2 separate regions of the Homo sapiens genome follow, and region 1 is linked to region 2. Evidence: chromatin loops called from intact Hi-C (ENCODE). Cell type or tissue: adrenal gland. All regions are shown on one strand. Links, peaks and the distances in the headings refer to the core of each region. The heading gives the core; the rest is flanking DNA.

Region 1 (7,923 bases), core at 1,755-6,754, 190 kb before region 2:
CCGTGTAAGCTTGAGAAGAATGTGTAATCTGCTGTTATTTGAAGTAGTCTATAGATGTCAATTATACCCAGTTGATTGATACTGCTATCAACTTCAACTATGTCTTTATTGATTTTTTGTCTACTGGAGTTGTCAATTTCTGATACAGGAGTGTTAAAGTGTCCAATTATAATAGTACATTCATATATTTCTCATTGTAGTTCTATCAGTTTTTGCCTCACATATTCTGATGCTTTGTTGTTAGGCATATAGATATTAAGAATTGTTGTATCTTCTTGGATTACTTACCCTTTGTCATTACGTCCTATTTATCCCTGATAACGTACAGTGCTCTGAAGTCTACTATTAATATAGCTACCCTCAGTTTATTTTGGTTAATGTTAGCATGATATATCTTTCTCCATTCCTTTACTTTTAATCTTTGTGTCTTTAAACTTAAAGTGGGTTTCTAGTTGATAACATATAGTTGGGTCTTGCTTTTTAATTCACTCTACTAATCTCTGTCTTTTAATTGGTATATTTAACCACAGTGATTATTGATATAGTCTGGACTAGTATCTATCATATTTATTACAGGTTTCTGTGTGTGGCCCCTGTTCTTTGTTCCTATTTCCGTCTTTTACACTTTTTCTGCCTTTTGTGGTTTTAACTGAGCACATTATATGATTTCATTTTCTCCCTTTTCTTGGCATATTGATTATACAGTTGACCCTTAAACAACATGGGTTTGAACTGCATGGGTCCTCTTATATGCAGATGTCTTTTTACTAAAAGCAGATAGAAAATACAGTATTTGGCTAGGCGTGGTGGCTCACGTCTGTAATCCCAGCACTTTGGGAGGCCAAGGCTGGTGGATCACGAGGTCAGGAGTTTGAGACCAGCCAGGCCAACATGCTGAAATCCCGTCTCTACTAAAAATACAAAAATTAGCCGGGCGCAGTGGCAGGCGCCTGTAATCCCAGTGACTCCGGAGGCTGAGGCAGGAGAATTGAGTTGCTTGAACCAAGGAGGCAGAAGATGCAGTGAGTGCTGAGATCGCACCACTGCACTCCAGCCTGGGTGACAGAGCAAGACTCCATCTCAAAAAAAAAAAAATATATACAGTATTTGTGGGATGTGAAAACTACATATATGTAGCACCAACGTTTTGTATACACAAGTTCAACAGGGCCATCTGCATGACTTGAGTAAGTGAGGATTTTGGTATACTCAAGGAGCCCTGGAACCAATTGCCCATGTATACTGAGGAATAACTGTTCTCATCTTTCCCTTCCTTCTCCTTCCCCTTCTTCTTTTTCAATTTTTACTTCTCTCAGCGGTTTCCCTGGAGTTTGCAATAAACACTTACAACTCATTCAAGTCCACTCTCAAACAATGCTATACCACTTCATAAGCAGTCCAAGTACCTTATAATAACCAAATATTCCTAAATTCACTCTTTCATCTGTTGCATCATTGCTGTCATTCATTTCACTTATACCTAAGTACCATGTATAGATACACACACATATACAAACCCACAGAAGCATAATCGAATACATGGTCACTATTATTATTTTAACAAACTGTTATCTGTCAGATCAATTATGAACAAGGAATATAAAAGTTTTTAAGATTCAAGCTTCTGACCTATATTATTTTCCTTCTCTCTGAACTTTTTTTTTTTACATATTTCTTACAAATCAGATTTGCAATAAATTCCCTCAATTTTTGCTTTAAGTCTTTTATACATATTTCTTACAAATCGGATTTGCAACAAATTCCCTCAATTTTCACTTTGAGTAAGTCTTTATTCTTCCTTTACTTTGGAAGGGTAACACAACATGGCAGGATATAAAATTCTAGGTGGTGGGCTTCTTTCTCTCAACACTAAATATTTCACTATTCTCTTCTTGCTTGCATGATTTCTGAGAAGTTGGATGTAATTTTTATCTTAGTTTCTCTATAGGTAAGGTATTTTTCCTCCCTGGCCTCTTTCAAGATGGTTTCTTTACCTTTGATTTTCTGAAGTTTGAATATGGTGTGGCTAAGTGTAGATTTTTGGCACTTACCATCTTTGGTGCTCTCTGAGCTTCCTGGATCTGTAGTTTGATATCTGACACTCATTTGGGGGAATTCTCAGTTATTACTTAAAATATTGCTTCTGTTCCTTTCTTTTTTTCTGCTGCTTTGGTATTTCCTTATGTATATTTTGCACCTTTGGCAGCTGTCTCACAGTTCTTGCACATTCTGTTCTGAGGGAGTTTTTCTCTGTCATTTTTCTTCTTGCTTTCCAGTTTTGGAAGCTTTTTGTAATATCCTCAAGCTCAGAGATTTTTAAAAGTCCAGTATACTAATGAGCCTATCAATGAAATTCTTCATTTGTTACAATATTTTTTACTATTTTTTATTCTTTCTTAAAATTTCCATCTCTCTGCTTACATTATCCATCTGTTCTTGCATATTGTCTACTTTTTCCTTTAAAGCCTTTTGCATGTTAATCCTATATTTTTTTTAATTCATAGCCTAGAAATAAAGCCACATACCTACAGCCATCTAATCTTTGGCAAAGTCAACAAAAATAAGCAATGGGGAAAGGATTCCCTATTCAATAAATGGTGCTGGGATAGCTGCCAAGCCATTTGCAGGAGAATGAAACTGGATGCCTACCTTTACCATATACAAAAATTAACTCAAGATGGATTTAAGACTTCAATGTAAGACCTCAAACTATAAGAATCCTAGAAGAAAACCTAGGAAACACCACTCTGGGCACTGGCACCTTGGGAAAGACTCTATGACTAAGTCCTCAAAAGCAACTGCAACAAAAACAAAAATTGACAATTGAGATCTAATTAAACTAAAGAGCTTTTGTATAGCAGAAGAAACTATCAAGTTAGAAAACAGACAACCTACAGAATGGGAGAAAGTATTCACAAACCATGTATCTGACAAAGGTTTCATATCCAGAATTGATAATGAACTTAAACAACTGAAGCAAAAAATAGTCCCATTTAGGCCGGGCACGGTGGCTCATGCCTGTAATCCCAGCACTTTGGGAGGCCGAGACAGGCGGATCATGAGGTCAGGAGATCGAGACCATCCTGGCTAACACAGGGAAACCCCGTCTCTACTAAAAATACAAAAAAATTAGCCGGGCGTGTTGGCGGGAGCCTGTAGTCCCAGCTTCTCCGGAGGCTGAGGCAGGAGAATGGCGTGAACCCGGGAGGTGGAGCGTGCAGTGAGCCGAGATCGCGCCACTGCACTCCAGCCTGGGTGGCAGGGCAAGACTCTAGCTCAAAAGATAAAATAAAATAAAATAAAATAAAATAACCCCATTTAAAAATGGGCAAAAACACATGAACAGACACTTCTCAAAAGAAGACATACAAGCAGCCAACAAACATGAAAAAAGAGGCTCAACATCACTAATTATCAGAGAAATGCAAATCAAAATCCCAATGAGTTATCATCTCACATCAGTCAGAGTGGCTATTACTAAAAAGTCAAAAAACAACAGATGTTGGCAAGGCTACAGAGAAAAGGAAACCTTTATACATTATTGATGGGAATGTAAATTACTTCAGCCACTGTGGAAAGCAGTCTGGACATTTCTGAAAGAACTTTAAAAGAACTACCACTCGACCCAGCAATCCCATTACCAGGTATACAACCAAAAGAAAAACCATTGTACCAAAAAGACACATGCACTCACATATTGATCACAGCACTATTCACAATAGCAAACACATGGAATTAACCTAGGTGCCCATCAACAGGATTGGATAAAGAAAATGTAGTACACACACACACCATGGAATACTATGCAGACATAACAAAGAATGAAATCATGTCCTTTTGCAGCAACATGGATGGAGTTGGAGGTCATTATCCTAAGCAAATTAAGGTAGGAACAGAAAACCAAATACTGCATGCCCTAACTTATAAGTGGGAGCTAAACACTGGGTACTCACTGACATAATGATGGCAACAATAGACACTGGAGACTACTAGAGGAGGGAGGGAGGGGGTGGAAGGGATGAAAAACTGTGGGATACTAAGGTCAGTACCTGGGTGACGGGACCATTCAGACCCCAAACCTCAGCATCATGCAACATACCTAGGTAACAGACCACACACATGTACCCCAGAATCTAAAATAAAAGCTTAAAAAAAAAGTAAAAATACGTAAAAAAATTTCTGGTCTGATATTTCCAACATTCCTGCCATATTTAGCTATGGTTCTGATGTTTGGTTTGGTCTCCTCAAACTACAGTTTTTGCCTTTTAGTATGCCTGTAATTTTTTGTTAAAGGTGGACATAATAATACTAAGTATTTTTTTTTTTAAAGCCTACAGTAAACAGGTGTTTTGTAATGCAGTACTAGGGTGATGGGGGAGGAGAAGCATTCTATAGGCCTAGGATTAGGTCTCAGTCCTCTGGTGAGCCCGTGCCTCTAGACTGTGACCTTCCACCAGCATTTCTCAGGTTTTTTCCTCCCTTCAAATGGAACAGGGTGGCTGGAGAGGGCTGAAGTTATTTCCCTTCCCACAACTGGAAGTCTAGAGGGAGGTGGAGTTAGGAATTTCCTTTTCTCCATGTGGAGGGCTAGAGTTGACTGGAGCTGCATTTTTCCCATTCCCCAGTTAGGTTTGGTTCTAAGAGAAATAATTTCTCCTGAGGGCAGGCCTTGTTAAGAACAGAATACCTTGGTGTATTTCAAAATGTTTCACTTCTCCCTTCTCCAGCTGACAGCGTAAGAGGATTTTTCTCAAATATTTACTGTGAGGACCTGGTAGAGCTCCAGGAAGTAAATCTCACAAAACTACGGGGGCTTCCTTAGGACTGGCTCTCCCTGGAGCTTTTAGGTCTCAGACTTGTCCACACTGAGCCTCCAGCAACTCCTCAATTACAGCTCAGATTTTCCTACCCGGGTACTGGTTCCCTCAGGGGTTTCTGATCCTCGGTTTCTGCTTCAGTAGTTGTGATTCTCTGTATCCAGCTGTCTGTCTCTCCAGTTTTGGAGGATGTGGTTTGCCCTGTGACTTCACTTATCTGAGGAATCTAAGAAGTGTTGTCTATTCTTCATTTTGTTCAGTTATTTATTTGTTGTCAGGACCAAGTGGCAATTACTGAGCTCCTTACATGCTACACTGGAAATTGGAAGTCTTCAGAGATTACTTCTTAATAGTTTTTAAGAGTGCTTTGTATATGAAGATATATACCCAAAAATCAGACAAAAAACCCTCTGTCAGGTTTTACAAATTTTTTCCTAGTTTGTCATCTGTCTTTTAATCTTGTTTATATTGGTTTTGGAGGCACAGGAGTTTCAATTCTTGTATACTCAAATCTATGATTATGGTTTCTGATTTTACGACAGAAAGGTCCTCCTGCTATCAAGAATATAATACCTTTATCTATTTTTTTGTACTTTTATGGTACTTTCAGTTTTTCCATTTCCTACCTATCAGAATTTTTTTTCTTCAGTTTTTATTAAATGGCTGGCTGGTTGTCACATCGTTTACTGAATAATTCCATCGTGTTCCAAAAACCATAAAATGCTGTCTTTATCTTAGACTAAATATCTATTAATAATTGGGTATGTTTCTGGACTTTGAGGGAAAAAAAAAAAAAAACCTGGGAACAGAGACTGCCTGTGAAATGAACTGAGTAGCTGGAAACAGGGAAGAAAAAAAGACTAATTTTTCACTGTTCCCTTTTAAATTTATTCCACGTGCTTTGAATTATCACTCAAGACATCAACAGAAATCTGTTGAAATTCTGCTTACTAGACATGATGTCATTATCAAATATTTCAGATTTGGCAAATTATACCACAACCCCATATGCACCTGAATACCTGAAATCATAAGTCTATCTTGAGCTTAAAACCCTGATTTAATCTATTCTATTTTAAATAAATAGTAAAAGTACCTCAATTATCTTAAACTAGATGTTTCTCTGCCACTTAACATGGTCAAACACAAAACCATATTTTACCATGAAGGAAAAACAAAAGCTTCTGTCTAAATCCTTAATTGTTATAGTTAAGGCTACTACTGGAAATGTGTAAGAATCTCAGATAATGTCAATTTCTTACTGTGTGTGCTTCCCAGATCCAGCCATCACAGATGTATTTTACTTTTTGTGTTGTCAGCTAGTCACCATCTTTTTCTACCAATACCTATAGTGAATACTTAATCAGAACCTAATCTTTTTATTCTATTGCTATCTGATCATTGTATTTTCAGTATCATTTCATTATCATTCAATCTCTGAAGCCAAACTGAACCTCTGTTGTAACCATAATTCCATAAGCGACTGCCTGAGAGAAAAGAGGTATCCATCTAGCAGCAGACAGAAAAAGAACAGCTTTCTTCTGTTATGTCAGTCTTCTTAAGATCCTCTCTCTCCCCCTATTTTCTAAACAACTATGAAAGACAGACTCATTTAGTAATTTTAGCCTTTCTCCAAATAAATATATTTTTTAGCCACTGAAAATGCTCTCTTAATAGAAATGCGAAGGTGACCTAGTATTCAGTCTCATTAGCATTCTCATTAATAATTACAGCGATCAGACATTATCTTTGTACCCTCTAATTCTGCTCTCACTACCTGCTCTCCTAGGTACTTTCTTAGTCTCTGTTGCTCTGCTAATAAATGAACTCTTTTAACATGCAGAAGATGCACATTCCACATATCTCCTAGGAAAACTAATATTTAAAAGAGAAACCAATGCTTTTAACAGTCTAATTACCCTTAGATTTTAAAGCCTCTTATTTTTGATCTTCATAACAGTATCATCCCCATATTCAACAGGAAACATACAGTGTGATTTACCAAACATCCTATTACCGGTAGTAGAACTAGGTCTCCTGTGAGAATGTCCTTTGCCCTAAATACATTGCCTTCCTCAGAGAAGAAAAGTGTCTTTGCAGAACACAATGAAGGATGCGCTTTATATAGCACAATGTATGAATATTAGTGATATATGTATAAAATCAAAATTAAGTTCAGTACTTAAAGAAATCATATCTTCTATATAAGAAATGATTTCAAGCACTCCAAGAGACCACACTATAAAAGCTTCTAGGCAGAAGGTACTATATTTCCTTTTCTCCCAGTGCCCCTAGCACCTTATCTTATACAGTGAAGTACTTATCTAATGGCCACTTTTTTTTTTTTTTTTTTTTTTTTGAGACAGAGTCTCACTCTGTCACCCAAGCTGGAGTGCAGTGGTGCAATCTCAGCTCAGTGCAACCTCCGCCTCCCAGGTTCAGGTGATTCTCCTGCCTCAGCCTGCCAAGTAGCTGGGATTACAGGTGTGCACCATCATGCCCAGCTAATTTTTGTATTTTTAGTAGAGATGAGGTCTTGCCACATTGGCCAGGATGGCCTCGAACTCTTGGCCTCAAGTGATCTGCCCTTGTCGGCCTCCCAAAGTGCTGGGATTACAGGCATGAGCCACCGCACCCAGCATAATGGCCACTTATTTCTTAGCAAATCTCAACTATCTGCTAATAAATTTGGCAGATTTCTGTGTATCTGAGACACAGTCCAATACACAGAAATTATAAACACCCTCCACTAAAATCTGGGCACTTTTCATGAGAGACTCTTCTCAGATGAAGTTACTCTTACTTTAGATCAACAGTTCTCAACCACATCAGATTCAATGTGCCCCTTGCATAAAATATTTTCCAACTTCTGCTTTACCACCCTGAAACAAAATAACAATATTCCTACAATTTCAAACAAATCCATATACCCTAAATAAGAGTGGAAAAGAGACATGAAAATGATTTATAATAACATATATTTCGACGTGGGGCAAAACTACACTAGAAGACTTAAAGAAGTAACTAGTAGCTGAATATATCTATGAATGCAGAGCTGTTTGTGATACAATTTTCCAAAACTGTAAACAATTCTTGGTCAAGTTGT
Region 2 (7,923 bases), core at 1,405-6,404:
GACTGCAGAGAACTGCCATAAAGTTCTGCTCACTTCTGAACTGGCAATGCTTCCTAAGTATTTTTTAACCTAATCTGCATCTTTTCTACATGAAAGGAGGTGCTGGACTCCAATTGTGATGTGTGAAACAAGACAAGCTGTTAAAAACTCATAGAAATTGGCCGGGCGCAGTGGCTCACGCCTATAATCGTAGCACTCTGGGAGGCCGAGACGGGAAGATCACCTGAGGTCAGGAGTTCGACACCAGCCTGGCCAACATGGTGAAACCCTGTCTCTGCTAAAAATACAAAAATTAGCCTGATGTGGTCGAGTGCGTCTGTACTCCCAGTTCCTCGGGAGGCTGAGACAGGAGACTCGCTTGAACCCAGGAGGCAGAGGTTGCAGTGAGCTGAGATTGCACCCCAGCACCCCAGCCTGGGTGACAGAGCAAGACTCCGTCTCAAAACAAACAAACAAAAACTCATAGAAATCATCACCAGGTTGACTCCACTCCACTCCTTTCCACTTTTCCCCTTAAAAATGTCCAATAACCAGAAAACAAACAAATCGTTCTTTTGAAATTATTCTCCTTGGCCTTGTAGCTAATGGAAAAACTGAGCTTCAGAGAAATCTTGAAGGTAGCCAAGGAGAACTTAATTTAAGTCACAGTTATAAAATTTTAAGCTGAAAGAGTTCATAAGGATTACTTAGTCCGGTCTCCATGTTTTCAGGTGAGGAAACTGAGACTGGGAAAAGTGAATTGACCTGATTTAAAAAAATCACAAAGCCAGAACTTGATATTTTCAGTGCTGATGAGGGTACAATTTTTTTGTATTTCTAAGATGGAAGGTCCATGCTCCCTGAGTGCGGAGACCATCTTATCGCCTCTGCCTCAGCAACAATACCTCTGCCTTGGCCACAATACTTACTGCGGGCTTGGAGACATGTTGTAAATTGCACCAGTTTGTTGTCTCTCAGTTGCAAGTGATTAAAAGACAGACAAACAAACAACAACCTCAAGAAAAGCCCAGCAGACATTCATTTAAGGAAAAGGAAAAATGTAAATGGAGTAATTATGTAATTGAGAAATCTAGAAGGTTTGGTTTCAGGCATCCCACGGTCCAACAGCCCAAATAACATCAACAGAGCATGATTTCTCTGTCATGGATCTGTTCCACTCTCCTATTCTCGGATAGGTTCTTCCCTCATAGTTAAAAGATGGTTGCAAGCTGCTCTAGGCTCTGTATCCTCTAAGATTTAAGTCCAGTAAAAAAGAACCAATATCTCCTTCCCAGAAATCCCAGAAGTAGACTCACATCATCCTGTTGGCTCTGATTGAGACCGTGGTGCCATCCACAAAGCAATCACCGGGGCCAGGAGAAATGCGATACATTGATTGACTTCAGCCTGAGTCACATATAGTGAGAATGAGTACACAAATGATCTGAAAAAAGTTAATACACATATGTTATTTATGATTTGCTAACAAATACTTTTACAGCACTTATTCTGTCAGCTTGTTCTAAGAACTTTATAAATATTAACTCATTTAATCATCTTAACAACTCATTGAGATAGGTACTATTGTTATCCCCATTTTGGAAACGAGAAAACCAAGCCAAAGAGAGGTTATGCAATGTGCCCAAGGTCACACAGCTTGTAAGCAGCAGAGTAGCCACAATTCTAACACAGCCAGTCTTGCTCCTGAATACCTGCTTCTTCACTGCCTGAACCAAGTCATTTAATCCTCTCTCTTTCCATCTTCTTAACTACAACAGTTTACTAAAGCAGGGACTATGATTTTTCTTCTTGTGAGGAGGCTGGTTAACAGAAAGGGGAAGTGCTTTACGAAGGTGCACTGGCAGGGCCTGAGGTAAGGGGCTGATCTTGCTCTGCATGAGTAACAATTCATTCACCGTGTCCTGGGCTTCCTTTGCAAAGATGCTTTTTGGACCCCTCTTGTAGATGTGTTCATATGCACATCATATTGCTAATTCCTGAAATGGAGAAGATTTGCCAATAAACTTCTTGGAGATGGATAACTTCTTAAATGTCAAATGAAACACTGAGCCATTAAATTGTGCTGTTTAAAATGTCAGGGAAAACCATTAGTTTTGCAGATGGAGCTTCAGTGTGGTCTGGCTTCAGGCCTGTGAAATGACTCCTGTCTTGGAGAAGAATCCTTCTTTTCTTATTTTGAAATGTTGTTATCGTTTTGTCCAGAGAGTGGTTTAAGAAGCAGTGCTGGTCTCTGAGCCCAATGTAGCAATGGGGAAATAGTGTAATTCCTCCTGTCTCCTCCAAGGCGCTTCCACTCTATACTACCCTGCTCTTCCCAAAGTCTCCATGGACAGCTAGCAACTGTCCTGCTCTCTTCCTGGCTTCCTTCTTCCCCTCACCCCAGTTGCAAACCTCTGGGTCCTTCAGAATCCATTTCCAGTTGTGTTATTTTAAGCTGTTTTCCTGCACAGCACAGCAGAGGCTGGTAAAGTAGAAGTTATACTTCAAGAGAATATCAGAGCTGAGTGATTTTGAGGGGAACAGCCCTCAGGCAAGTACCAACGAATGACCAGTGCCAGTGGCGAGTTAGACCCTTGAGGCCTTGGGTCTATTTCTCCACACCTGTCACTTTCATCCAGGTATTGTCAGGTGATTAGGAGCCTGAAGCAAATCACCAAAAAGTAACCTGAAGTTTGAGTGCTACGTGTGGAAGTGGAGAGGAGAGGGTCTACTAACTTCCCTTGTAGAAGGAGAACTTGGAGAGGAGGAGTTAGCACTGCCTCTATGTGTTGGTGAAGCTCCAGCTTTATAAAGCACAATTTTAGTACAGTGAGCTCCTCCTCTTCCTCACTTCCTTGTTCATCATGACCCAGCTTGACCATCTCAGAATTGTTAGGTTGTAGGAGATGACCCCCAATATGTTTCTATATCTGAAATTATATGGTATGGCTTACCACATAATTTACAAAAAACAACATTAATTTGGGGGGAGATGGATAACTGTTTTGATAGCATAGGAGACCACTATCTTGGATCTCACCAAGACTCGATATGAGTATATTATTTTACAAATTCTAGATAGTCCCATTTATAAAGAACTCTGAATAGGGTGAGCAATGGGGCAGGGCATAGAGCCAAAAGCAGTGAACTGCTTGTCAAAAGGCTCAGTTTTTCCAACTCTAAAACCATCCAGCTGGGTAATGTTGAACAAATCAAAATCTTTCTTATCTTTTTTTCCCCTCTCTGGTGAAAAGAGGAAATAAACTAGATAATTTTTAAGATCTGCTTCCTGCTTGAAGAATCAAAGTTGTGTCTATGAAATCAGATTAAAACCATTAACAATTATTTTTTATGTCTGCAGTCTTAGAAAATTTAAATAAATATTTGTCCCTAGGTAACAGACAAGAAAACTGAGATACAGAGAGATTTATATGCCACCTAACATCAAAACCTAGAGCCCTTCTGAGAGATCATATTCCCTTGTACGATACTTGGTCAGTGAGTCACTAACCTCCATCACACAGGCCAGGCTGGCTCTTGCAGTCCCGGGAGTAACACAGTAATGTCAGTGGGTATGAATAGTTTGAGTCTCAGATCACTCAGCTGGGAGATGATATTTAGAACGATGGCTCAAAAACAATTCTGACCAAGCAAAGCATTAGTCAGCTTGGGAAAAACTTTATGGGTTGGGAAGAACTTCTCAGGGAGGGAGAAGTAACAGTATATTCTATTCATCCCAGGAGGACCATTGCCATAAATCCGTGAGGAAAGGATTTGTTTTGGACCTACACAGAGAAAAGGGAGGCAGTAAGGAAAAGCAAGCTGGATTGGGAGTTAGAAGACTATTTCTAGTTTAACTCTGCCAAATACTTAGCACAGGGCAAACTAGATACCCTTTCTGGCCTTCATTTCTTTATCTCTAAGATGGAAAGATAAGACTAGATGATCTCCAAACTTCTTTAAGCTCTGACATCTACTGGATTTCTTCCAAAAGCACAAACTGTTTCCTGTGCCACAGAGGTCATTCAGAGGCTTCTCCTTATTTTTCAAAATGAATCCTAAACAATTAGAGTGATTTCTCTTCTCATGGTTCCCGTCACCCCTCCTCTGTGTTCTCTTGAGCTTATGAATACCTCCCTATAAGTAGCCTCATCACAGCCTACTTTGTATTATAAAGAATATTATGTTTTCCTGTTGTGGGCTTTTGGCAAACAGTAACCAAGTAATTAATTTTAGGCTCTTCTAAAGCATGTAGTGAATGCTGCCTTCCCCTTTGTTTATTAGAATTGCATATTCAGGAAATTACAAGTCTATGATTGCTCAATATTTCAAGTATTACTGTTTCTCAGATTTTCAGTGCAAATGATTGAATAATTATTCCCTGTGTAACTTTCATGATACTATGCAAATACAGAACTCCTTTGCTTATGTGTACAATTATTGGTTCATAATTTTTTTATTAAGAGAGTAGCAATTTATATATGTATATGATTATGTGTTTGTATATATAAATATAGATATAGATATAGATATAGATATAGATATAGATATCTTTTTTCTCCTGTACCAGTATATATTTCCTTGGCTTCAATAATTGGCATTTTTTTTTTTTTGAGATGGAGTCTCGCACTGTCACCCAGGCTGGAGTGCAGTGGCACAATCTTGGCTCAATGCAACCTCTGCCTCCTGGGTTCAAGCAATTCTCCTGCCTCAGCCTCCCAAGGTAGCTGAGATTACAGGTGCCCACCACCACACCTGGCTAATTTTTGTATTTTTAGTAGAGACAAGGTTTCCCCATGTTGGCCAGGCTGGTCTTGAACTCCTGACATCAAGTGTTCCACCTGCCTTGGCCTCCCAAAGTGCTGGGATTACAGGTATGAGCCACCGCACCTCGCCGGCAATTTTTATATAATGTTTTTCATTTTTATGCTGGAGCCCACCTCACTTTTTCCAAGTCCTTCTTACATGTTGCTCATTATAAGGCCCTTATGAAGAATTTGAAAGTGGAAAGTGTTCTTCCAGGTCATCTCTGATCTAACCCCTTATTTTATGTTGAGAAAACAAAGGCCCAGAGAGTTTAAAATGTCACTGCCGGTCATAGCCAAGGGTGAGCTAGAACTGATGCGTCTCAATTTCCAGCCCAATGACTGTTTCTCTGCTATAGCACAGTAATATTTATGGACATATCACATAAAACATATCTATTTATATAAGTATAAGCATAAGAATATTTATGTTTGGTTTACATTCTCTTACAGAAAGGTAGAGAAATTCAGGTATATATTTTTTCTCTTGAATGTCTTAGAGATTTGCATCTTTATGAATATTATTCATTGGTTGAAGAAAACATTGCTAAGTAAGTAGAAGATATGTATCCTGTTTCTTTAGAAGCCTATTTCATGCTGTGCCAAGGGGATAGAGTACAAGTGCTGGTTAATAATTTATAGTATATATTCATCTCCATTCCTCTTTGACTAAAATATTAATTCCCCATTGATCATCATTATTTGCTTTTTGCCCAGGCAATATGCAATGTGCAGAGAGTTTGATGAAAGGGTTATTTCCTAATCTCATCATGCCCCCTGTGCTCTGCCAGTAATTTACTGACTTTATTTACTTGTGGTAATGAGCACACCACGTAGAGTGTGCCAGCTGCTGGGATTGTCCTGGGTGCCTTCTTTCTAAGGCAGGATGATGTAAAAAGCACAGATGTTTTTCTAATTTAGCATCTGCAGCATGTGCTTGCATTTATATTACATTTTTCATGGAACAATGCAGGTGAATATATAATATAAAAAACCACACTGGGTGCAGTGGTGTGCGCCTGTAGTCCCAGCTACTCAGGAGGGTGAAGCCCAAGGATCCTTTGAGCCCAGATGCTTGAGACCAGTGTCTACAACATAGCAAAACCCCATCTCTAAAAAAATAAAAATAAAAAATCTCAGCTTGATTTAATAAAATGAGTTTATTTAAAATATCTCGAGAAGTGTTTGGAGGGTGTATGTGTATTTAGGCTTGTTTAAAAAAACAACAGGTCCTGGAAGATGGGGCATAGAACATTTGGTTTAATGGCTTAGAAATTGTATAATTCTAGAATTTGTATAATTTTTGTATATATAGATATTTTTGTATATATGCTTACACTGTGTGTACTATATATATATATATATAATTTGTGTAATTTTTCATAATTTATAATCCAGGCAACAGAAGAAATCTAGTATGTAAGCCATCCTTTACTATATATGCTAAAGGAGAGAGGCTTTTTATATTTGAATTGGTAACAAGGAAGTCAATCTGCAAATCATTCTTTGTTTATGTGAAGTGCAGTTTTCAACTTGTATTTGTCTAAGAATATCTGCCTTTCCAAAATGTGAGCATTTCCACTAGACTGTGAAGCCATGGGGGTAACTGATGAAGGAGGAACTAGCTCTTGTCCCACTTCCTCTTTGGGCTACTAGTTCATTCCCTTTCTATGCCTTGCTGAGTTGGGAATTGATTGCATCATCCTCACACCAGTAGACCTATGGGCTAGCTCCTCTCGCCCCTTCTCTTTCTGACTTTCATCTCTGCCTTCCTCTTTTTAAAAAATATAAACATTTCTGCTTTCATCTTCTCCCACTACCTCTTTAAAACCTTCTGCTAATATAAATGAACTCAAGAACTGCAAGAGCTCTTGGCACACTGAGTTTATGGGCTGCACCGCATGTCCATCACATACTCGTATTTTTTTCATAGTTGAGCCAATGGTATGACAACCATGGGGTGTTTGGTTGCTTATAACACACTTCAAGGACAGTGGATTCATATTACGATTGCTCTTGCTCAGATGGTGGCCCAGTTCTTCCTGAGGTAAATCTGTTTGAAGAGTCATCTAAGCAATTCCTGCATATTGGGGGCGAGGAGGAGACAGTCTTTGTGTTCTAGGCTCGAATATCGTAACTGCCCTACTTGGCAAGTCACCATTTAATATATCAATTCTTCATGTATATATGTATCAATTAGGATCTAGCAAAGAAATCAGAAACCACTTTAAGTATTTACAAGAGAAGAAATTCAATTTGGGTACAGGAATTGTTTACACAGGTGCTGGAGAAGCTGGAAGCCAAACGGGTTTATCAACAGAAAAAGAAGTGAAAGAGGTAAGGCCCCAGGAGCCAGGGTCAGCTGGCAGTGGCTAGAACCACGGCAGGCCTGCCCAGCAGGAGCTGAAGCCAGAGAAGGGACCTGTCTGTCACCTGAGAAACCATCCAAGGTGGAGGAGCTGTGGCTTCAGGCTTCTTCCCACTCCTCATCTCCTCTACACTCCCAAGCCTGCGCCTCACATTGCCCAATCACAGAGGGCAGCCAGTGACACTGGAGCTCAGGAAAGGCAACCTGTTGAGGTCAGCTCCTCGTTGAAGAACATATAGATCGGAGCTGGATGGTCAGTGAGGCGGGAGGGGAGGCATAGGAAATGGAAAGGAGAAGAATGGGTCATATTGTGAAGAGGCTCAAGACACACATAAAAGTCACCATCTGACCCTGAGTCTCTTGATCCCCATTACTGGTGAAATCTGAGTGCAGGTTTAGGAATCCAAGTGGGCAAGGATCACGAATCTGAAGGTTTTCCAGAGGCTCCCTGTGGTTCTTGGAGTACCTGTTTAAGCTCCCTTCTCTTTAGGACTTTCTGGTTTTTCTCCTCTTGCCAACTGCCTACACCACTACTTCCTTGTTTAAACTTTCCCTGCCATCACTGGTCAGAATTATATGGGTTTACCAGGGAAAACCTGAAACCTTCTTCAGCTAGCTCACAGCCTTGGTTGAAGGTTAGATTAATCAAGTCAAGGATGTTGATGTCTTCACAAGTGTTGCTTAAGCCTTAGAGGTGGGATCAGGTCTTCTTCAAACACCTGCACAGGAAATGATCCCTGAGTGCTATGCTGGGCTTTTTGCTCCACTGTC

Evidence for each region. Hi-C counts contacts between places; a loop is a spot of excess contacts. Peaks named below come from ENCODE experiments on the same cell type or tissue, not always from the same donor. Only the 100,000 strongest peaks of a DNase experiment are listed, where the experiment ranks them.
Region 1: a loop joins it to region 2, with 3 times the contacts of the local background. A loop is called at or near these places in 2 of 110 quality-filtered maps.

Annotation. Positions count from the first base shown.
Region 1 is chr10:63,510,635-63,518,557 of GRCh38, forward strand. It overlaps a transcript of JMJD1C not described here. Among named protein-coding and RNA genes, the nearest start is that of REEP3, 6.8 kb to the right of the region's middle. In adrenal gland, for the core only: no CTCF peak of the experiment used is centred there; no DNase peak of the experiment used is centred there; H3K27ac peaks cover 700 bases.
Region 2 is chr10:63,696,793-63,704,715 of GRCh38, forward strand. LOC107984238 (a long non-coding RNA gene) reads right to left here and starts at 3,567. Exons shown (of 3, transcript XR_001747468.2): 1 at 3,491-3,567; 2 at 1,296-1,423. In adrenal gland, for the core only: no CTCF peak of the experiment used is centred there; a DNase peak (open chromatin) is centred at 3,537; H3K4me3 peaks cover 538 bases; H3K27ac peaks cover 3,541 bases.